2 separate regions of the Mus musculus genome follow, and region 1 is linked to region 2. Evidence: chromatin loops called from intact Hi-C (ENCODE). Cell type or tissue: gastrocnemius. All regions are shown on one strand. Each heading gives the region's core, and the rest is flanking DNA. Links, peaks and the distances in the headings are about the cores only.

Region 1 (12,024 bases), core at 2,441-7,440, 190 kb after region 2:
AAAAACCAAAAAAAAAAGTTGCCAACCCTTCTGTGGCTGTTAAACTTAACTGTCAACATGGTGAGATCTAGAAATCAACCTAGAATCAACCAAGACACATCTCTGGGAAGGCATTTCCAGGAAGCATTAACTGGGTGGACAACAGCTTCCTGGCATGGCCCAAATACAGAGGGTCCAGGGAAAAGCCTCACTGCACACTTTTCTCACTTAGCTTCTTGCGGTATGTGTGCCTGTGTTATGGCTGCCACTGCCACCAACACCACTTGTCAAGAGCCTCATCTGAGAAAGAGACCTATTTTAGTGGCTGCAGTGTGAACATGACAAAAATTGCCTGAAACCTACCCAGACCTTCCTCAATGTTAATGGTCCTTTCAGAATCTTTTGTTGAGATTCTTTTTTGGTTGCCTTACAAAGGTAGTAAGAAAAAAGACAGGGGGCGGGGGGCTGGGGCTAAAAGCACTGACTGCTCTTACAGAGGTCCTGAATTCAATTCCCAGCAATCACATGGTGGCTCAAAACCATCTGTAATGAGTATGTCTGAAGAGAGCAATGGTGTACTTATATACATCAAATAAATAAATAAATCTTAAAAAAAAAAAAAAACAGGTGGTTGCTCAGCCAACAAAGGCATTTTGTCTGTTATTGACAAGCACTGAGACCAGGTGGGCTGATTTGCTTTAGATGTGGGAAGCCAGGCCACCCACAGAAGGACTATACCTTGGCTCCCTGACAGGCTAATGGTAATTTTAATATGCCAGTTCTGCACGTGTTGGCTCATCAGTAGAGAACATGTTTGATAAAGATTGGCAGCTCCTTTCTTCTATGCCTGTGATCCCAGAAATAACTACAGTTATCAACAAGTCAGGGGCACAGACAATGGACAATGAAATGTTTCATCTCTCCAAGCATCTACCTCAGGGGATACAGGATTAGACCTGCCAGCAGCTGGAAATATGTTTCTTACAAGTGCAGTGGGCATACAAGCAATGCCTACAGAATTTTGAGGACCTATTCCCCAAGCCCAGTGGGATGACTTGGGGGGAGATAGTATAGATTTAATGGGGGTTCCTGCTGTCACTGGTGTAGTTGATGAAGAAGTTCATAATAAGAATTCCAGGGTGTGAAAAGTGCCACGTCACGTGGTCACTGAAGCAGTAGTAGGTTAATCCACTCTAAACTTCCCAGCTGGTACACATGAGTGCCTCACTACCTGCCCAAATGTTTTGGATTCAGAAATGAAAGACACACACACAGCCTTCTATTTTAATATGCCTTAAACTGCTCAGTAGCTAGGCACTTTTAAATCTCCCCACAGTTAACACACTCACCCCTCTGATATTCCTGAATTATCACTTATTAAAATCTATATTCTATTGGCCACCACAGAGCCAGGCCTATAGCCCTCATGGGCCACTATTTCCACTCTTACATGTTGGCCGTGTCTCTGTCTCTCTGCCCTACATTTCTCAGGCAGTATCCTTCTCTTTTCCCGGCAATGGTGACGCTCCAACCTCCTCCTTCCTGGTGTTCCCTTGCCCAGGAAACCTAAAGTCCCACCTCTGTCTCCCTGCCAAGCCATTGGCCACTTTATTTACCAATTAGAGCCAATGGGGGCAGGAGCCCTCATCATCTTACAGGCAGACGTGCAGGTGTGATTTTGGGAGCTGAATTAATACAAATAGCATTAGAACCAATCCACAACAGATCATGGCACATTACCAGGGAGCAACCCTCTTTAATTCTTTACGTAAATGATGAAACCTTGTCTGGTCTTACCAGATACTGGTGCCACAAAAATGTCATACTCTGTCACAGCCCTCCACTTTGATTGGTATTGGTAATGGTATTGATATTGGGTCTTCCACTGGGTGAAAACAAGGAGTTCTGAATGCTAAAATAGAGAAGTCATAAAGGACATACAGAATCTATACAGCTGTTTGAAGCAGGGATATATCCTGGCAGGGATATATCCTGAGGATATATAGGTATGAGATTTGTTGTCTCAAAGACAAGTTACTGTCTTTTCTAATAGCATTAAGGTACCTAAGCCCCTAAGACTGGGGGAAATAAAGAAAGTATAGTGTTACCCCTTGAGATTTTGGGTTGAAATGCTCAGTTTGGTTTAGGATTTCCAAATTTATTGGAATGTTCCCTAGTGATGTGTGCTTCTCCCTACCACAGTTGACTGATTCCTGTTTGTGTTGATCAGTGGCCAACAAAAGAAGGACATGGAACATCTGAACATATTGCTATAGCAAGAACTGGATATGGAACATAGGGAACCCTCAACGTTCCTTGGAATCCTCCTATTTTCACCATAAATGATAGCTACTACATAACTTGCATGCAGCACACGAGTCCTTTGAAACCAGGTTTGTTTGTTTGTTTCTCCCCAACACCCACTCCTACAGATTAGCCTCTTATTATGAGAGATTTAAAAGAATGGGTTTTTTTAAAATATTCATTAGCCTAACAGGATAAAAAATGTTTACCATTCTGTGCCTGCTCTCTCAACAATACACGACCTCTACAGGGAGATCAGTAGAAATGTCTTCCACAGGGAGTAATTAATAGCTCCAACAAAGGTCAAAGTTTCATTGCCCTCGCAGCAAAAGTATCTTCAAGTTTATGTTATATATTATATAGATAATATTCTTTTTACTTACAAAAGAAAACCCCGCTGTTCAAAGATTTCCAGTATGTTTTGAAAAGGTTTTTCTCAAAATGACACCAGAAAAATAAAGGAAAATAAATACCACCCTTTCAATAGCTGATGTATATTGTGGATGCATGTACTCTACCTATACCCTCAAAAGGGACAGCTTCAAACCTCGTCCTTTAAAACCTGAAATAATTTTCAAAAGCTATCGTGTGATATTCACACATTTCCACAGCTAAAGGCCACTCCCCTTTTTTTGATGTTGCTAATGGAGATTCTGACTTAACCTCTATGGATATCCTCAGTACTAAATCTCATGCCATTGTGTAATGATTAAGAAAGCTTTTCAAAATATTGAAATGACAAAAGCTGACTCCAACTTAACTGTATACCTTTATATTTTGAACACACATGGATATGCTACAGGCACTCTGGTACAATTGACCCCTGAATAAATTTGTCATTGAGATCTCAAAGATCTTTTACAGTGTATATTGATTTAATTTCATATTGCATAAGAAAAGGGTGTAAATGATCAATTCAGTTATGAAAAATGAGAAGTCATTGTCCTTTGGGTGTCTCCCAAGTTACTTCTTTATATGTTTTTGGTCTCCCATAACCAACACAATTATCCTCTTTTACAGGATAGATCTTGTATCATTAGCCAGGGAGAAGAGTCTACCACACCCACAGCGCACCTCTTTTGTTGTTTCTATGGCTCCTTCCTCTTTCCCTCGAAGTGGCTTATTCACACTGTTTACTAACCTGGGCTACAGCTCAGGAAATGCTAGGTCATTCCCTCTGCCTTGCTACACTTGCCATTCTAGTAGTTCCTCACATGAGCAAAGCAATAATGAACCTGTTCTGTGGTTTTAAAAAAAGTGACATTTCCTCTATATCCCTACCCCACCCATGCCTTGCCTTTGTAGGAAAAAAAATACTGAAAAATCTGCCCAGCGCCAGAGCCCCAGCCTTTCTCCCATTTGTCCATCCTCCCTACCTGCCTCTAAACCAGCTGCCCTGGCACCTGGGCAGCTTTGACCCACTTTTCTCTTCTGTCCTCTGAGAGTTTACCCACCAACCAAGATTGACCTCCAGTCTTCCATACACCCCTGATTTTCCTGCCCAGGTCACTTCTTTGCATTATCTTTGCTCCCTTTTCCCCACAGCACATCCCCACCCCACACCTGCTACCCAAAAACTTGAAAGCAACTTGTTTTCTAACCCAACCTCAACCTCATCCAAACGTCCATCCCAGAACTGAACCATACTGGGCCCTGCCTAGAAATTATGACAGTCTTGCTCCATCCCACACTGGACCAATGCACTTGTCAGGCCTCAGTGCCCCTCCCTGAGGTATTGGAGGGTAGCACCAAGCTTCCTCCCCCTCCAAATTCACCAGAATAGAAAGTTGTGCAGTCCTACTTAAAATGAATGTATTTAAAGATGCTGAACTTTTTACTTAAAATTGCTAAGATTGGCCATAAGATGGCATAGTAGGTAGAGCCTTCCTTCCTGCATAAGCTTGACAACCTGGGCCTGAGCTCGGGAACCCAGGAGTTAGAAGAAAAGCTCCTCCACAGAGTTCCCACTGATCCCCTCGCGCATGCCAATGTGTACATGTTCACATGTACACATCACACACAAAAATAAATAAGAAAACTCTATCTTCTTTGTTATGGGGAAAATGTTTCAGATGGTTATTTTGTTTTATGTATTTTTACCACAGGAAGAAAGGATGGAGAGTGAAAAGTGAGTTTGCACTGTCGAGGGTCTTGAGCCATCAAGGGTCAATATTCCGGTGTTCATGCCTGGGGAGTCAATCTTGCTGGTCACCTTTGTGCTGACTAGGATTTAGACAATGGTGTCAGTCTGTAAGATCCGGGCCCACGGATGGGGTGAGGCACAGTCACCACTAAAACTAGAATAGAAACTAAGTGGACTTTGTACTCTCTTGTATTCCTCACAGGTAGCACACACTTTTGGCAAAAAGAAATTCTCTTCCAGGATTAATTTTGCTTTGTTTGTGTGTTTCTTTGTGTAGTACTAAGAATATTTCTTTGCTATTGAATTGACCCTAGCTTGACCAGGTGAGGGCTGGGGAGCCAACCCCACCCTTCCTCCCAGTCACCCCTTCCCTCCAGCCCTGCAGGATTACTGGACTCAGCCACCTGGAGTCTCCTGCCCTTGGCCTCCTTCCCCTTCTCCCCACAGGTGGCCTGGACTCCTAGGAGCTCCTGCAGGGCCTGATTCATAGCCACTGACCACCACCTGTGTTCTGGAATAGCTAGCGTGTGGGGAAGAGGATGTCCAGTAAAGGGCAGACAGATCACGTACATTCAGTGCCCTCCCTCAGCAGCTTTGCCTAGTCAGATCAGAATTTTCCACTGTGACTCTGGCCCCACTTACCCACCTTTTGACAGTACTCATGCACAAACACAGATCCAGGGACACTCGGGGCTCCTGCCAGCCCAGCCCAGCCTGCCTGGCCCTGCCCCATCTGAGCCTCTGACCCCAGCAGCAAAGAAGCCCGGTCCAGATGGTAGACAATCGATGGAGGGTGCCCACAGCCAGCCCCTTATTCCTCAGCTCACCTCTGAGATTCATGTCAGAACCCAGGATGGTTCAGTGTCTGTGCAGCAAGCTGTTAGGCACAGGCCAGGTCTCAGGCACACAGGAGAACTCACCCCCAGGGGAGATAATACACAGCTCTGAACACCTGTGGGCGGGGAAGAACTCTGGCAGACTTCTGATTTGCCCAGGCGTGTGTACAGGAACCAAGTGTCCTCAGACAGGTATCTCCAACCACAGGTCACATCACAGGGACTGTGGGTGATTCTCCTCTGCTGTCATGCTCTAACCTGACTTTGCTATGGTCCTCAAGTCTGTCCCACTGTCTTCTTCAGCTTGCTTTGTCTCTCCCTCCTCTCTCTCCCTCCCCCCTCTCCTTCCTCTGCCTTTCCTCTTCCTCCCCCTCATCTTTTCCAGTCTTTTCTCTCACGCCATCTCTTTATTTCTGTACCTCTCTGCAAGATGTCATGTATCCCAAGGCTGGCCTAAACTTGACTATGTAAATCATGCTGTCCTTAAACTCACATAGATCTTGTCTCCATCTCTCAATCTTGTCAACTTAATCTAGAAAAACGTCATGTGAACCAAAGTTCCCTCGAAAGAAGCTAAACCTTCCAAGTACCTTCTACAAGGCTAACTGACTAATGATGGAGAAGTAAGACTGTCGCCATACCAGTCTAATTACAGTTTACCTTGGGCTAATGTCACCTTCCTTAATAGCCATTATTTATCCACCTCTCTGTCTGAACTAATATCTTTGTAACAACAAAAAAGTGTTAATGTATTAGCCTAACACATGATTTTTTCTATCAATCAAAAGGCTAAGAACTGGGACTGGTGAGATGGCTCAGCAGTTAAGAGCACTGACTGATCTTCTGGAGGTCCTGAGTTCAAATCCCAGTAACCACATGGTGGCTCACAACCACCCATAATGAGATCTGAAGACAGCTACAGTGTACTTACATATAATAAATAAAATCTTTAAAAAAAAAAAAAAGGCTAAGAACTGATTGATCTGCCCCAAGCTTTTAGATGAGGAAAAGTAAAGTCGACCGCCATGTACATGAACAGTCGTCGTGCTTTTACTACTGGGCATGCACACTGCATGATCTATGGAGCTTGCGCACACACGTGGGGGTAGGGGAACAGGGAGAGAGAGAAAGAGAGAGACAGAGACTGAGAGAGAGAGACAGAGAGAGACAGAGAGAGGCAGAGAGAGAGAGAGATTCTCACTGCTGGGTAAAAGGACATTAAAAACAAGGAAAAGATTCTTGGCTCTCCTACAGGCTATTTGGCTTTCCCTACAAATTGCTGTCCTCCACTGCCAGGGTGCTCACCTGTCTGCCTAACAAATGATAAATGGTCCTAGGACCAGTGGGGCTAATTAATATTCTGATGACATATCCTGACCCAGTTCTGCCTGAGACCATGGTAAAGAAGATACACACCGGTTGATGGAGGGCACCAGAGAGAATGGCCAATCTCCCAAAAACCACTGGCAGGTCTCTGGGGTCTAACTGACCTTCTTCACCAGACTACTCATCTAGGGTCCACAAAACTTACTGAGTTCCTCAGACCAAGGTATGTTAGACCAAGACAGAATAGCATAGTGCAGTGTCTCAGCCACATGCTGGGTTTGTGCTCAAGTAACTCCAAAACAAAATGCAGTTACCCAGAATGGGGTCCAAACAAGAAATAAACATCCTAGCAGTCTCTAGAAACGCTGTCTTCAGCAAGATGTGGCCTACCAGGGGAGGATATGAGCACTTGCTACGTTTTATAGCTACCTTTTCCAGATGAGTAAAAGTGTTCCCCATATGAACGGAAACTGCTCAAATAGAAGCTACAACAGTACAGAGGGGCTGGAGAGATGGCTTAGCGGTTAAGAGCACTGACTGCTCTTCTGAAGGTCCTGAGTTCAAATCCCAGCAACAACATGGTGGCTCACAACTACCCGTAATGAGATCTGATGCCCTCTTCTGGGTGTCTGAAGACAGCTACAGTGTACTTAGATATAATAATAAATAAAATCTTTTAAAGAAATTCCTACAGAAACTGATCCTCCGATTTGGACTCTCCCTAGCAATGAGTCCAACAGCGTGGCTTTCACAGACAAAATATTGTTAAACCTTTAATAGACGCAGATTGAAAACTTTATTGTGTATACAGACATCAGAATTCTGGGCAGTCCATAGTTCTGAGAGTCTCTAAATGCACTAACCATGCTTTTTGGTTTCTCTAGTTATACTTCTGGCTGTTCTTGTTAACTGAAGTATGTCAACCTAGAACATGGTTTTTGTTGTTGTTGTTGTTGTTGTTGTTGTTGTTGTTTTTCCTCTGTTTAAAAGCTCACCCTGAGAAAGGCTTGGGGTTACACGGGGATCCTGAACACTAAATGCAGTTGCTTGTTGGCTAATAAAGTCTTTCTATTGCCCTAAACCCATGTCTGAGCAGTCTACTCTGGTGAGTACCACACAACAGTATGTACAACATCCATGCCAGATGCCCAAGGAGGTCAGAAGGCTTGTAGGTTCGGAGATAAAATCCAGGGTCCTCTACAAGAGCAACCCTTGCTCTCCACCACTGCACCAACTCTCCAACCCCTAGCCATTTTTCATTACTTCTGATTTCTATTAAATTTTTACCTCATTTTGGTTGCTTGTTTTTCTTTTAAGGGGTTTGATTGTTTGTCTGTGTTTACGTATTGGTGTTTTGCCAGCATGTGTTTCCACGAACCATGTGCGTGCCTATTGCCAGGAAAAAACAGAAGAGGGCATCAGACCCCTGGAATTGGATTATAGTCAGTTGTGAACTGCCCTGGAGTGCTTGGTATTCAACCCAGGTCCTCTGGAAGAGCAGCCAATGCTGCTATGCAGTTGACCACTTACCTAGCTCCCTCCCTGCCCTCTGTGAATTGTGTGTGTGTGTGTGTGTGTGTGTGTTAGAGAGACAGAGACAGAAAGACAGAGGGACAGAGGTTTGTGTACATGAGAACAATGCCCTCATGGGTGTCAACAAAAGGAGTTAGATCCCCTAATGTTGGAGTTACAATCAGTCTTGGGTTCTAGGAACCAAACTCAGCTCCTCTACAAGATTACTAAGAGCTCTTAACCACGGAGCCTTGTCTCCACCCATTTCTTTATATGTGTGACTATCTGTGAAGGTCCCTAAGAATTTAGGGAACAAAGTCACATGTGTAAGATTTTTTTTTTCTAAAAAGATACAACACATGTATGCCTACTTACCCCAGGAGGGAAACACACAGTGATTAAGAATGACGTAATGACTGCAGCAAAGACCACCTAGGTGCTAACCAGATCATGTATGAGGCCATATTCCCCTAGGGAGAACTTTAAAAGCCTAAAACCCTAATAAATGAGCACCAGGGGCCAGAGCAGAGTACTCACTGTCAAGACGAACTGATTCACCTTTCCCACGGTAACACTCTAGTTAAAGTGAAGGGTTGATAGGGAGATGGGTTCTTAAGGAAGGGGATAGGTGCCGGGCGTGGTGGCGCACGCCTTTAATCCCAGCACTCGGGAGGCAGAGGCAGGTGGATTTCTGAGTTCGAGGCCAGCCTGGTCTACAAAGTGAGCTCCAGGACAGCCAGGGCTATACAGAGAAACCCTGTCTCGAAAAACAAAAAAAAAAAAAAAAAAGGAAGGGGATAGGAGAACACAGGTATATGAATGAACAATATAAGGAGATTGATGGAGAGGGTGTTAAGTGAGGAGATGGAGGGGAGGGTGTGGCCTCATAAAGTTGCTCAGCTGTGAATCCAAACTGTATTTTTTTAAAAATCTCTTTTAAAACATTTCATGTGTGCGGGTGTTTTGTTTGCATGTAATCTCAGCACTGCTCATGTACCTGGTGTCCACAGAAAAGAATCTAGAATTAGAGTTACAGATGGTTGTATCCTACCACGTGCAGGAAAGTAAACCCTGGGTCTTCTGCAGGAACAACATGTGATCATCACTGCTGATTGAGTCTCCAGCCTTGAGACCAAACTTTAAAATCCAAATTCAGCACAACCTAGATACTTCTAAAATGTATCAAATTTTCTTTTCATTTGGAGGTTTCTGTAGTAAGTTTTGTCAACTTCATACAAACCTAGATCTGCCTGGCTAGAGAGAACCTCAACTGAGGAAGCTGCTTCATCGATTGACCTATGGGCATGTCTGAGGACAGTTCTTGACGGCTGAGTGATGTGAGAGGACGCAGACTAATGTGGATGGTGTCGTCCCTAGGCAGGTGGGCCTGGGACATATAATAAAAGTGCCTGGGCAAGCTAACAAGCCAGTAAGCAGCATTCATCTATGGTCACTGCCCCACTGCTTCAGCTTCTGCCTAAGGTCCCTACATTGGCTTCCCTTAATTATGAGGTGTAAGCCAAATAAATCAATTCACCATAGTCAGGGAGCTGTCAGACCAAAGGAACAATTGCACCCAAGTCCCACTTCATGAACCAATGAGATTTTATTGGCATTACCAACCAGGAGAGTAGCTGAGGGGTTACACAAAAGAGCAGGAAAGGCTCAAAGGCAGCTGCATCATGGTAAAATTAACCAATACAGGCAAAGAGTGCGACCCTGGAGCTGTCTGCATAGACTGAAGGCAGCTCAAAGCTTCTAGAATGTCCTCCTTGAAGCTCAAGAGCTCAAAGTTCACTCCCTTAGCTGTATGTAGTCTTTTGCTCCTATGACCATGAGGAGAGGCTCCCTTTTATTCTGAGTCTCAGGAGCCTCCTCCCCCTCCCTCCTGGAGGAAATGTTTCCATTTGGAGGAAATTGTCCTACAAGAGAGCTCTTTTCTTTCTGTGAGTGCACTGGTTACTTTTGGGCAACTTGACTCAATCTGGAATCATTGGAGAAGAGGGAACCTCAATTGAGAAGATGCCTCCACCATACTGCCCATAAGCAAGGCTGTAAGGTATTTTCTTCATCAAAAATAGATATTGAAATAGATGCCATCAGTAGGTATGTGTCCTGTGTTGTACAGGAAGACAGGCTGAGGAAGCCACAATGAGCAAGCATCTTTTTATTAGAATTACTAACAAGGCAAACACATGGAGATACATTGTCATAAGATCATCTGGGGGTGCATTAACAGCAGCAGCAGCAGCAGGAGGAGGAGGAGGAAGAGGAGGAGGAGGAGGAAGAGACTCTCCTACTGACGAAGTGCCTGAAGCCAGTTATCTGAGTGTAGATGAGGAGTTATCTATACATGAGCAGGGAAGACTCAAAACCAGTCACACCACCAAAAAGCCTATCCCGACATCAGTGACAACTCAAGAAAGCTGCAGTCTTGATGCTCCCTGCACAGCTTCAGGCATCTCTTCATTCTAATAATGTCCTCTCTCTATGGATTGGCTGCTCAGAGAGCCTCCTAAAAACACCTGTTTATTCCTTTATAAAGCTAGGGAGGAGACTTCCAGAATCTTCTAAGTTTCCATTTCCCAGACTTATGACCTTGTTTATCTCCTGAGCTTATTACAACCTCCCAGAGGGAGTTGTTCAATTCAAAGTAAACTGCCAAACAGCAAATACCACCTGCTCCTATGGTAGAATTATATAGGAGGTGTGGGAGGCACGGACAAAATTTCAGGTAAAAATCCCACCCCTTCTTTCCATAAAGGAACATCAGCCTGATCCTGGGATTCTCTTACAAAAATCACAGCTGCTCTGATGACGATGACAGCTGTCATACACAGAGGACAGAGTTCTATGACACTGGATGAAAGAGTGACAGCATTGTCTTCATTCTTCCTTAATGTTAGTCTTTCATTGCCTTGGGAGGATCTAGGTTCTTCATTCTTGCTGACTCTTAGGATTTGAAGTGCGGGTTTGTGAGCTGTGCAGATAGCCTGGTCCCCATCGAGCACAGGCCTTGAACCCCAGTGATCTGGTGGCAGTGACTTCCACCTGCATGGGATGGCAGGTGTTCAGCCATGCCTCATGGGCCCCTGGCTACAGCCTCCCACAGCACCTCACACCCCTGGTACTCCGTCTAGACTCCACCCCCACAGTTACCTGGCAACAGTCAAGTATGGTCCTCCCCACAATTACCAGGCAACAGCCAGGTAGGCCGGGTTCCTCCCTCTCTTACCTCTTACTCTCTTGCTCCTGCCTCTCTTGCTCCCCCTTTCCCCCCTCCCTTCCCCGTTCTCTTCATGTGGCCATGGCCGCCCTAACCTCTACTTTTCTTCCTCTCTCTGCCTTTTTACAATAAACGCCTTAAAACCATGTACTGCCTCTTCTCATCGGGACCCGCCATGCTGGAGTAATGGAGCACGTATTCCTCTAACAAATCCTGTGTCTAACCTCCTGCCTGAGGCCTCTCTGCACTACAGCCACAGCCACCAACTCAAGCAACCCACCCGCTGACCAATCTAAGGACTCAGTAACCAGCTGCAGCTCTCTCCTCTCTGCACTTTTCCCTTTGCCCCTGGGCCAGAGCCTGCCCGAGGGTCCCCCTCTGTTCTCAGCTCTTCTGTGACATCGAAGCGGCCTCTGCAATGTCCAAGACTGAGAACCCGACATCCCTGGCCTTCATGCAGCCCAGGGACCCCAGAACCGGCTCTTCCACGGTACTCAGCAGCATCTGTGATACCCAAGAGTCAGAGCCCGATACCGCGGGGACCCCAGACTGCACCTTCCCCACCCTAGGAGCAGGGTCCTGCAGCTTACCACAGCTCAGCCCACCCCGCGGTTCCGTGGGGTTGCACAGTCAAAACTCCTCGCATCCTGCCTCACCCAGTGACCCTAGCCCAGAGCAGACTCGGGACCCCATTTTGA
Region 2 (12,024 bases), core at 4,199-9,198:
AGATGGGTCAACAACAGATAAAAACATCCACCATGGAACAGAGGAATCTGAGTTCTCTCAGGGTTTCTTCAGAGGGTCACTTACCACTGTCATGTATGGGAATACACCGATCTGTAAAAGCAAGGAAAAAAAATCAAATAGAAGAGTGTCCAGGTTGAAGACCCAGACTGCACCTGCAGCTTGGATGGCTCAATGACTAAGATCACAAAAAATATCCTGCTTGTAAAGGAAGACACATGGTTACACAAGATTCCCTGTACCATGGGGGAAATAAGGGGCCGTGAGGAGAAGTTAAACAGAGCATCCTCTTACCCCTCTGTTCAGGCACACCGATTTTTTCTTGGAGAAATCCTTTATGCTGTATGAATTCCTTAAATACTTCCAAGGTATCCTGGTTTTCTTCCGGATACTTTCCTGTGAACAGAGGCCAGATAAGCAGAAAGAGTATGACTACAGAGCCCTATTAGAGTCCACTGACATAAAGACGAGAAGACTTCATAGAACCAGAGTTTTCAACCTGAAGCATATGGGAACAAGGGGAAGGAGACTTTAGAGTGAATGTGGAGGTACAAAATGGATGGTGGTTGGGGAGCTTGTCAACAGGAAGTGGGTATAACTGACATATAGGGTCACACAGTTATGACCACACCTATAGGTGATATCCTAAGCACCCAAGAAATGTTACAGTCTAACCAACAGGAAACTGTGTTTCAAGGTAAATTAGTCTGTTTCCTGTCCCTGGAATGAGGGCAGCATTGCCCATAAAAGGTTTCTGTTAAGACACAGCCCTTCAATGAGAACTTCCTGCCACAAAACCTGAGACCTTCAAGACAAGATATTGAGTAAACCAATAAAAATTCTGTCCTATTACTCAGTGCTCAAGGTCACATCTGATCATGGCACTGGAAATTCTGCACAGACCATGGCTTACCATTTCAAAGCATTTATAGTGATCACATGGCACCTTATCCACACTTGCGAAAGGACACGGCAGAGGATTTAGACTTCCCAGTGCCTGGATGTAGTTGCTGAGCATTCAAATAGCTAATGATCATGGAGAACATGGGCAGGTTTGATCTCTGATGTTCCTCACCTATGAGATATCCAAATTGGGATATTTTCTGAAACGGATGGCTTTCACAGTATATGATGTAGTGGTCCTTCACTGGAAGATCATATATATAGAAGAGAGTATGGCCCCAAACTGCAGATTAAAGAGAAATAGATCTGTAGTGTCTTTTTAAAAGAGAACATTCATCCCACACTGAGAACAATCTAGAAGGTTTCAACAATAACCCATGAGCAACCATATAGCCAGCTCCAAGACTTTCTATGATATCATCACAATACAGAGGTTCCTCATGGAAAGCTGTTATCCCCAGCTATGAAGACATGACATTAGGTGTCAGGGAAGATGAAGGCTGTGGCTGACTAGCCCTTTAGCAGCTACCCTGGCCTGTTTCCTAAATTCTAAGCTTCAGAATCCATATTGGGCAGTAGACAGTAGTATCTAGAGGGAAGCATGGTCTCTTCTATGAGCTTAACTGATTTCTGAAAACACCTGGGAGTTAAAGGGTAGACCTTCCTGAAAAGTAAGCAGGCCAGGAGCACTACAACCAAGCATCTTGCCTTGCAACCTATAGTCACCTGCATCCAGGGGTCCAATGTTGACTAATAAATCCACATAATCTAGAATCACATTGGAATTATTCAGTTGACTATAATAGTGTGTATAATATTGATTATGTTAATTTATTGTATAAGATTCATCTTAATTGTGGGCAGGAACATTGTGTGGGCAGCAGACAATGGACTTCGTAAAATTCTGAAAACGATCTGAGCACTAGCAGGAATGGATTCACTAATCGCTTCTGACTATTGTGTAATATGAATAGATACTTCCTGCTCCAGCTGCCTGGAATATTCCACCACTGTGGACTGTGCCTTGAACTGGGAGCTAAATAAAACCCACCCCCCCTTAAGCAGTATTGATTAGAGAGGTTTATGACAAGAAAAGGATGAGAAAATGAAACATGGACTCACAGGCACTGTATTGACCAGGCTCCTCTGTTCTCTGCAAACGAATTCCTACATTAATGCACTCTCCCTTAGATCTGGAAAACAGGAAAGTGATGTGCAGCCTCTTTCTGAATACACCTGTGCTCCATTCTGGTTGTACACCTGGTTCCTCGGCCTTAGCACAATGCCCTCTGAAATCCCATATTGCACCCTCCTAAATTTCAGCATGTGAAGACTATAGCCCCTCGAAGGAATGGGCTTTTCTGTCATCAATATCCAAAATACAGAGGAGAGGCAAGAAAGATGAAAAGATCCGTGTGGGATACTCACGCGAGAGTGTGCCTGAGCTCCAAGGTTCCTTCTTCTGGGCATGTAAATTTAATAGGAAATGCAACCAGAGTCTCCCCCTCCACTTCTCTTCTTTGACTCACTGTGGCCTTTATGAACCAGACACCTGAGAGCTGGAGTAGACAGAGTCCTAAGCCCACACTTTCTCATACCCAAGTCTTAATTAGTTTGCCTGTACATATATCCCTAAGCATAAAATGTTCCCCTGAGTTGTTGAGGTCCAACACCATGCTTCATACAATTAGATTAGAATTACATATGGTTGTCCAGTTTAAATGGAATCTGACTGTCTCCAAAGGCTAAAAACAGTTAGGATTCCAGGAACAAACACACAGAGGTCTTTTCAAGTGACACTTTATGGTTCTGGATGTCACTGTTCATGAACCTTTCCCTGGTCCAAGTCTGAGGACCAGGAGGCCCTGTATGCTGGAGAAGAGCATTCTCTGCTCAGACTCAGAGGACTGAAACCCTCAGGATTACTAGCTCTGGTACTCAGGCATTGTCCAACAGTCAAACCTTCCACGTGCACCTGTTTGCCACCCCTCCATGCCTCACTTTATCTTCTTCTGAGATGAAGGGAAGGTCATCATAGGTCTGTAGAGTTGCCACTAGACTAGACAGTGTGACAGTCAGGAGCAGGCTCTTCATGGTCAGGTTGTGTGCTCTCAGACAAAGCAGGCAGCAAGCATGACACAATGACACTGTGTTGGCTCCTCAGAGGATGCCCTTTATGGACAAAAATGACACTGGCCACACCCCTCTTGGCCATTTGTCATAGGGGTGAATATTGTTGTTTTTAGGACTTCTTGGTCATTCATTGCCACCTCAAGACAAAAGATCTTCAAAGTCATCGCCATCTCGTGAAGGAGTCCAGAGAGATTGAACGATTCAGGTTTGGGGTGGGAACACAGTCTGCATTGTGGACCAGAAAAGGAGGGCTGCCTTTATCCACTCACCATCATCAGCCCTTAACACAGTCTTAGTTTCCCCAGCCACCTTCTCTGCCACTCAAGAAGGGACTTGGCTTCTCCACCATGCATAGTCCTGCTGATTTCCACAGCCCACACTCTGTTTTGGGATCCCAAATCACTATTTCTCATGTCTAGAAGGCCCAAAATAGACATGTATATGGTCATTGTGAAATGGCTTGGGGTCAACTGAAGTAGCACCTCTAAGAGGCTCCAAGCCACACTCAGGCCAACGGTCACCTGAACTGCTGCATTATGCAGCCAGGGCTGCCAGTGGTCTCTTAGAGCACTTGTTATTCTCAGGTGTCTCACTTCTTTAGCTCTACCCAAAAGGTACCTCCTCTGCTACATTTTAGGTTCTTGAGGAGAAGGGCCATGATGCCTATGTGTCACAGTTTTATCCTGATATTGGAAAAGCTCTAGCCACGATTCAGGGAATAATGATTGTGTGTTCACTAAGAGACATGTAAGAGTCTGTGAACTCTGGGATATCAATTTGTCAAAGGATATTGGAGCCTTTGCTCTGTTGGGCTTCTGAGGACCTCCTTTAGGAACTGATAGAGCCCCAGCATATTATGCATAATTGAGCTCTCTTCTATACTGAATGACCTAGGTTTACCCTCACATATGTCTGAAAACTGACAGCCCAACAAGGTGATCACAAGTCTCATTCTTTTTAATAAAAAGACCAAGATGGACACAAGGAGGCCAGAGCCCTCCTGTATCCAGACTTCATGGATGAGCTGCCTTGTCTGCCCTCTCTACTGACTCAGGCCAGCTCCCTCCCCAACAGGAACTCTGCCTCCTTCCTCCTCAATCTGCATTTCTTGGCCCTCAATGTCTTGATCTCAGACACAACTGGTCCAGGCTCTGGAGATAGGTGCTGGACCTACAATAGTGTCTTTGTGCCTTTGTGGACCCAAGATCAACAGCTCCACATAATAAACAATATTAATGAGCAATCTCTGATAAGTCTTGGCTCTTGCTGACAAGCTCATATGACCTAGGTTTTGACACCAGGATGCAAGGTGCTACTGAGCAAGAAGTCTATCATCTCAAAAGGAGAAAGGGCGGAGCCTGTGCTCTTTAGAAGCAAAGAATAATGAGAAGGTGGAGTCTCCATGTCTGGAATGACAAAGACCTTTCTGTTTGTTGCTTTGTTGATTGAAATTAAATAACATATATACCAGTGTGTGGATCACTGATAAAAGCATTTACACCAGTGCTCTATGTAATTCCATCCTAACTCCATCCCCCCAATTCCCCCTCCAAAACCAGTGGGAAAGAATAGCCATAGGTTATTGACAAATCATGACTCTCATGTACAGTCTGATGAGAAGCCTCTGTATTCCTATCACCCATCAGTCCTACTCTGTGTTTCAGGGAGCTGATTTCTGCCAAGTGTATTCAGAGATCCAAAAGGAAAAGTGATGAAAGAATCCATGTTGAGGAAGGGCTTGCAGTCAGTCCAATGTGACTGAGGCAGGGCATGATGTGGAGACCTCAGAGAGTAGATGTTCTTGGGAGTAAAAAAAATACAGTTATCAGGTTCTATCTTTCCTAGATTTCTCTTTGAGGCAGACTGAATCAACCTCCCATGGTGTTCATTTTCTGGATGGCATGGTTTTCATGATCTTTGCATCTTCATGTCTTTATTTTACTGGACTTTGTTTTTAATTGTATACAGAAGTTTGAGCAACAATGACCTTCATGGGCTCTGATACTTGGGCACTTGGCCCCAAGTCTGTGGTGCTCTTTGTCTCTTTGTGTAGGTGAAAGTGGTATGGCCTCCCCTCCTCATAATGCCAGATGAGACCACCCTCTGCTACATATGTATCTGGAGCCATGGATCTCTTCATATATACTCTTTGGTTGGTTGTTTAGTTTCTGGGAGCTCTGGGTAGTCTGGTTAGTTAATATTGTTCTTCCTGTTGGGTTGCAAACCCCTTCAGAAACTTTAGTCCTTCTCCTAGCTCTTTCATTGGGGTCCCTGTGCTCAGTTTGATGGTTGGCTGTATCCATAGCCATATTCACCAGGTGCTGGTATAACCTCTCAGGGAACAGCCATACTAGGTTCCTGTCAGCATTTGTTTCTTGGCATCAGCAATAGTGTCAGGGTTTGGTGTCTGCAGATGGGATGGAGCCCATGTGGAGCAGACTCTGGATGGCCTTTCCTTTAGACTCTGTTCCATTTTTATCCCTGTCTTGTCTTTTCTTTTCTTTTTTTTATTAGATATTTTCTTCATTTACATTTCAAATGCTATCCTGAAAGTCCCCTATACCCTCCCCTCTCCCTGTTCCCCAACTCACGCACTCCAGCTTCCTGGTTCTGGCATTCCCCTGTACTGGGGCATATGATATTTGCAAGACCCAAGGGCCTCTCCTCCCATTGATGGCTGACTAGGCCATCCTCTGCTACATATTCAACTAGAGACATAGCTCTGGGGGGTACTGGTTAGTTCATATTGTTGTTCCTCCTATAGGGTTGCAGATCCCTTTAGCTCCTTGGGTACTTTCTCTAGCTCCTTCATTAGGAGCCCTGTGCTCCATCCAATATACAACTGTGAGCATCCACTTCTGTATTTGCCAGGCATGGGCATGGCCTCACAAGAGATAGCTATAACAGTGTCATGTCAGCAAAATCTTTCTGCAATATGCAATAGTGTCTGGGTTTGGTGATTGTATATGGGATGGATCCCCAGTGGGTTAAAAATTTTGAGACGGGTTTGTGGCCCTATCCCTCAACTGGTGGCCACACCTATCCACTGGAGGTCTCTACAAGTTCTGTCTCCCCTTTGTTAAATATTTCAGCTAAAGTCATCCCCATTGGGTCCTGGGAGCCTCTTGCTTCCCTGGAGTCTGGGACTTTCTAGTGGCTATCCCCTGTTCCCCATCCCCCACCGCTACATATTTCCATTCAATTTCTTGACCCTCTGTACTTCTCTCCTGTCCCTTCCAATTTTAAAAGCCACGTGACATTTAGAATTTGCTAGCTATGCTTTCTGTTGTGGTTTGTGATATGAGTTCTATTTCCTTTCTGCCACCATGGTGGACCTGCTGCCAACCTCCCTGCCATGACAATGCAAATCCATCAGGACACTTATCCCTCCAGGAGAAGGAAATTGCTATAACACAGCTAACAATGTATGTTGTGGTGGATTGTGGTAGCATTGGAACATTGGCCTGGAAAAGCCATTGGGGGAATCAAGTGTCCTTAACCACTGAGCAATCTCTCTAGTTCTCAACATAGTTCTGGTTTTGAAGGGATGAAGAAGAAGTCATGGAGAGAATCTGAGACTTCGCATTATATTTCAAGTTTGGAACACCTGAATAGAGGTTAGAGGCCATTGGTTGCAGTGTAGTTTCAGTTGCAATGAAGACGTCAAGACCTTGAAGATACCACTACCATATATAATCACTCCCAATGATATTAGGTATGAGAAGGAGGCTGGCCTGAGCCTATAAAATGAGGTATCTGTTCTATAGAGGGCAAAGACAGAGAAGTCTTTTAAACTGGATCAGTGACAGTGGAAAAGAGAATCAAAGACACAGATGTGTAGGAAGAAAAAAGATTCTATGTAGGGATGGTGTAATTGTCTCTGTAGGAGGATCCAACCAATCTTAAAACAAAACCAAAATTGACATGTGACTTGGCCAAGACCCCAGGGTGTAACACTTGAACACCATGTTGGAAGCAGCAAAGTAGAAGTGAAATCACAACAAAATGACTGACTTCCTGTAACTGTCTGTTAGTGGCTCTAGCTCTCCTTACACCTGTTTTGTTCACTGTTCATTGTATTCACTGTCCCTCCTCAATCTACTGTGTGTTCCATTCATGATTTCTTAATTATATATTATTACAAGTGTGGCACAAGCCTTAGGAAGTCCAAAGCGGAACCATTTGGGGAACAACTAAGTGAACAAAGAATTGGGAGGTTCAATGTTAATGCCCAAGACAGCTACACAAAGGGGGCATTGAAATAAAATTGAAGGAAGTGAAGGAAATGAACCAAAAAAAGATGAAGAAGCAGAGGACTTTAGAAGGGACGAACATTCAGTAGAGACTGGAAGAGCTAAAATGATCCTGGCTGAGCCAAAAACAGACTGGAGGGGAGGGAAGGGAGAGGAAGGTGCCATATACCAGGTAGAGAAAGGATAGAAGAAACAGCAATAAGCTGTGGGCCAATCTAAGGACTTTATGCTTACTGTGAGTGAAATGAGAGGTGGATGTTTTAACACAGTGAGGATGTGACTTTAACTGTATTATTTTGTACTTATTTTCCCAAATTTTAAAGTTAGCACACAGGGTAATGAGTGTAGTCATGGTATATTCAGTTATATATGTGAATTGTTTGGTTCTAATTTGTACTTTTCTCACAATATTATACCATGTGCCCATTCCCCTACCCAGGAAGAGGTGGAGATGTCATTAAATCTGAAGCTGAGACAGGAGGCAGGTACTGCCATCCCTCCACAAATATTATATGAACTTCTGCCTAGGCTGCCTACAGACTTCTGGGCCCATAACATGCTATAGAATAGAGAGTGTCAACTGAAGAGGGGACTCTGAAGTGGACACTTAAGGATTCTTTGGAAAGTCACTTGTGTTGGATGGTGTTTTACTGGAGCAAACATGTTTTGCTGAAGTGAACACAGTTGAAAGACTAAGGCAAACTTGTGAAGGTACAGTGACACGGCGCACACTACACATGCTCAGCTTGCAGTGTGCTGTGACATTTGATGTCCTGAGATGCTTCTCTATGGAGACCTGTGAGTAACAAAATACCTCTTTCCTTCTCTAAGATTGTGCTAAGCTAGGATCATCTGCCTTCACCTAATTAACACAAAGCTGGGACCCATTAGATTGTCTCACATGTGCCCAGAATAGGAACCAGCTTTATTGAAAGAAGTCACGGGGGGAGTCTGGACACTGGGATCGGACCACTCTTGGCAAAAGAAGTTCTGCATTCAAGTGCGGAAGGTAGCAGCTCCTGGTTTCTGAATCTGCTCTGCAGAGTTTGCTCTATACACTGGGGCTCTCAGATCACGTGCAGGACTCTATTTGCACAAGAAAGAGACAGAGATCTCTAAAGAGTACCTCTGTGGTCATATCTTACACGGACATCCTGACATGAAAGTTAGCGGAAATGAGGAACAATTCAATCTCTACCATCACAAGGCAGGCTAACGATGTCTGCTCTGTTCAGCTCTATATTCACCACAAATGTTTAATGCAACCTCACAGATTGTGAGTCTCCAACCAGAGAATGACCTATAGGACACTCAGAGTGATAGTATGGAAAAGCAATTCTCCATTACAAATGTAGAAGGAAAATCAAGTCTTAGGAAATGAGTGGTTCTCATTGCAAGCAGGAGATCAAGTTTGCTCTTGTGTCTTCTAGGACCTAAGCTGAAGTCACTGTGTCGAGAATACTAGAACATTTGCCAGTGGCCACAGTGAAAGGTGATGAATACCAGAGGAATACATCTCTAGGTCTGCCACAGAACTCTACATCCTGATCCGCCTGATGGTGTCAATCTCCAGTACCCACAGTCAGAGCTGATTCACTTATGTCAGCTTACATTAAGAACCATATCATCTGATATATGATCCAGATTCTATAATTCCTCCAATGTATTGTTTATGATTTGTATCGTGTCACACTTCTAATGAAGGAAACTGACAGAAGAAAATGGTTCTGCCCAAGATATAAGATACAATTTGCTAAACGCATGAAACTCAAGAAGAACGAAGACCAAAGTGTGGACACTTCACCCTTTCTTAGAAATGGGAACAAAACACCCATGGAAGGAGTTACAGAGACAAAGTTTGGAGCTGAGATGAAAGGATGCACCATCTAGAGACTGCCATATCCAGGGATCCACCCCATAATCAGCATCCAAACGCTGACACCATTGCATACACTAGCAAGATTTTATCGAAAGGACCCAGATGTAGCTGTCTCTTGTGAGCCTATGCCGGGGCCTAGCAAACACAGAAGTGGATGCTCACAGTCAGCTAATGGATGGATCACAGGGCTCCCAATGGAGGAGCTAGAGAAAGTAGCCAAGGAGCTAAAGGGATCTGCAACCCTATAGGTGGAACAACATTATGAACTAACCAGTACCCCGGAGCTCTTGACTCTAGCTGCATATATATCAAAAGATGGCCTAGTCGGCCATCACTGGAAAGAGAGGCCCATTGGACATGCAAACTTTATATGCCCCAGTACAGGGGAACGCCAGGGCCAAAAAGGGGGTGTGGGTGGGTAGGGGAGTGGGGGTGGGTAGGTATGGGGGACTTTTGGTATAGCATTGGAAATGTAAATGAGCTAAATACCTAATAAAAAATGGAAAAAAAAAAAAAAGAAAATGGTTCTGCCAAGTGGAGTCACTACAGCAAGAAGCCAGAGAATATGGGTCTCAGGCCTTAGAGCTGTTTTGTTGGATATTAGGAAGGTATTTCAGCTGCAGATGAAAGAAGTACTACAAGAGCTGTATGAGGATCTCAAGTGTATTCCTTTGGGGATGCTGACGGGAAAGTTCAAGCTCATGGAATTTCAGAGTGCAGTGAGGATGAAATCAGTACCTCTCATGCTGAAACATGGTAAAGAATGTAGCTTGTACTGTTAATGTTTGAGTGAGGATTAACTGGACAGTTATAGAATGAGTTTTCTGGTAGAAATTTCAAGTCAGCTCAAGGTTCATTTGTGGACAATAGGCAGGAAAGCTCCAAGTTCCTCCATGTTGCAGGGAACATTAACTTTTACAATTGGCCTAGACAAGAATCAATCCATTTTATAGTAACTAACTTGACCTACATTAAGCCATTATGTAGCCATAACGAATAAATGACAGGAAATAATCTTGTTTGCACAGTTAACATCCTTTATCTACCAGCAGAGTTGAGACACAAACTGTTAAGAGATTTCTGTGTGACAATCAACAATGAAACTAAAACATGTCGGATTGTATCATAACCACCAGATTCCAGACACATGAGTTTGCCAAATGGGAGCACACATCTCCTTGGGTTTTAAAAAAGGTGTACCCCAAGACTGAGTTGTGCATGTTTGCTCACTGTTGCATGCCTCTAATGAAGTACTTTATCAAGTAAAAGCTGATTCAAGTGCTCATGCTTCAGTCTGAGTCCTAGAGATGGGTTAGCTGTCTTATCCCCAATAGCAGAGTAATGCAATCTATGCTTTCAAACACAACTTCTTCTTCTGTGTGACTACTCAGTCCACTCCTCATTCTGCCTCCAAGACCCTCCTGACTTCATCCAGGAACAGCACCAGGAGAACCTGGAGCATTCAGGATCTTCTTGTGATACTTTCCCAGCTCTCCATCTCTCTTTCCTTTCCTAGACTCTGAGGAAGCACAAGACTGCACACCCAATTGACCCAATACAATAAAAGAGTCATACGGGCCCACTGGAAATTTGTTATAAAGAAGCAGATAAGAAATTGAGGATAGATATGTGCCCAGAAGCAGACCCTGTGCTACAGCCCAACATACCCCAATCACAAACAGAAAAAGATTGTCCCCCAGGAGTGTTGATACACCCAAGATCACATATGGGACAATGTTGAGTCAGAGACAGCCAGTTAATACCAGACATAACCAGATGGTGAGAGGCAAGCAGAAGAATACATGCAACAGAAATAAATACTACTTGGCATCATCAGAACCTACTTATCCCACCACAGCAAGCCCTGGATAGGCCAACACACCTGAAAAACAAGATTATGATTTATGATCATATCTCATGATGATGATAGAAGACTTTAAGAAGGACATAAATAACTCCCTTAAAGAAATACAAGAGAACACAGGTAAACAGGGAGAAGCCTTAAAAAGGAAACACATGAATCCCTTAAAGAAATACAGGAAAGCACAGCCAAACAGGTGACAGAATTGAACAAAACCATCCAAGATATAAAAATGGAAACAGAAACAGTAAAGAAATCACAAAAGGAGACAACCCTAGAGATAAAAATCAGGAGTCATAGATGCAAACATCACCAACAGAATACAAGAGATAGAAGATACCATAGAAAGCATTGAGAAAAACAGTCAAAAAATGGAAAATGCAAAAATCTCCTAAACCAAAACATCCAGGAAATTCAAGACACAATGGAAAGACCAAACCTAAGAATACTAAGTATAGAAGGGAACAAAGATTCCCAAATCAAAGGGCCAATAAACATCTTCAACAAAATTATAGAAGAAAACTTCCCTAACCTAAGGAAAGAGATACCCATAAACATACAAGAAGCCTACAGATGCCAAATAGAATAGACCAGAAAAGAAATTTCTCCCACCACATAATAGTCAAAACACCAAATGCATGGAACAAAGAAAGAATATTGAAAGTGGTAAGGAGAAATGGTCAAGAAACATATAAAGGCAGACCTATCAGAATTACAACAGTCTTCTCCATAGAGATTCTAAAAGCCACAAGAACCTTGGTAGATGTCATACAGAAATTAAGAGAGCACAAATGCCAGCCCAGGCTACTATACCCAGCAAAGCAATTAATTACCATAGATGAAGAAACCAAGATATTCTGTGGCAAAACCAAATTTAAACAATATCTTTCCACAAATCCAGTCCTACAAAGGATAATGGTTGGAAAAACACAAGGAGATAACTACACAAGAAAAAGCAAGAAATTATTCTTCTTACA

The links. Hi-C counts contacts between places; a loop is a spot of excess contacts. Peaks named below come from ENCODE experiments on the same cell type or tissue, not always from the same donor. Only the 100,000 strongest peaks of a DNase experiment are listed, where the experiment ranks them.
Region 1: a loop joins it to region 2, with 2.8 times the contacts of the local background. A loop is called at or near these places in 2 of 42 quality-filtered maps.

The regions. Positions count from the first base shown.
Region 1 is chr2:26,859,618-26,871,641 of GRCm38, forward strand. It overlaps Abo (ABO blood group (transferase A, alpha 1-3-N-acetylgalactosaminyltransferase, transferase B, alpha 1-3-galactosyltransferase)), which reads right to left and starts at 5,378. Exons shown (of 6, transcript NM_030718.5): 1 at 5,254-5,378. The coding sequence starts at 5,266. In gastrocnemius, for the core only: no CTCF peak of the experiment used is centred there; no DNase peak of the experiment used is centred there.
Region 2 is chr2:26,668,253-26,680,276 of GRCm38, forward strand. Lcn4 (lipocalin 4) reads right to left here and starts at 3,030. Exons shown (of 7, transcript NM_010695.1): 1 at 2,923-3,030; 2 at 2,350-2,480; 3 at 2,044-2,114; 4 at 1,094-1,204; 5 at 313-414; 6 at 85-111. The coding sequence starts at 3,015. In gastrocnemius, for the core only: no CTCF peak of the experiment used is centred there; no DNase peak of the experiment used is centred there.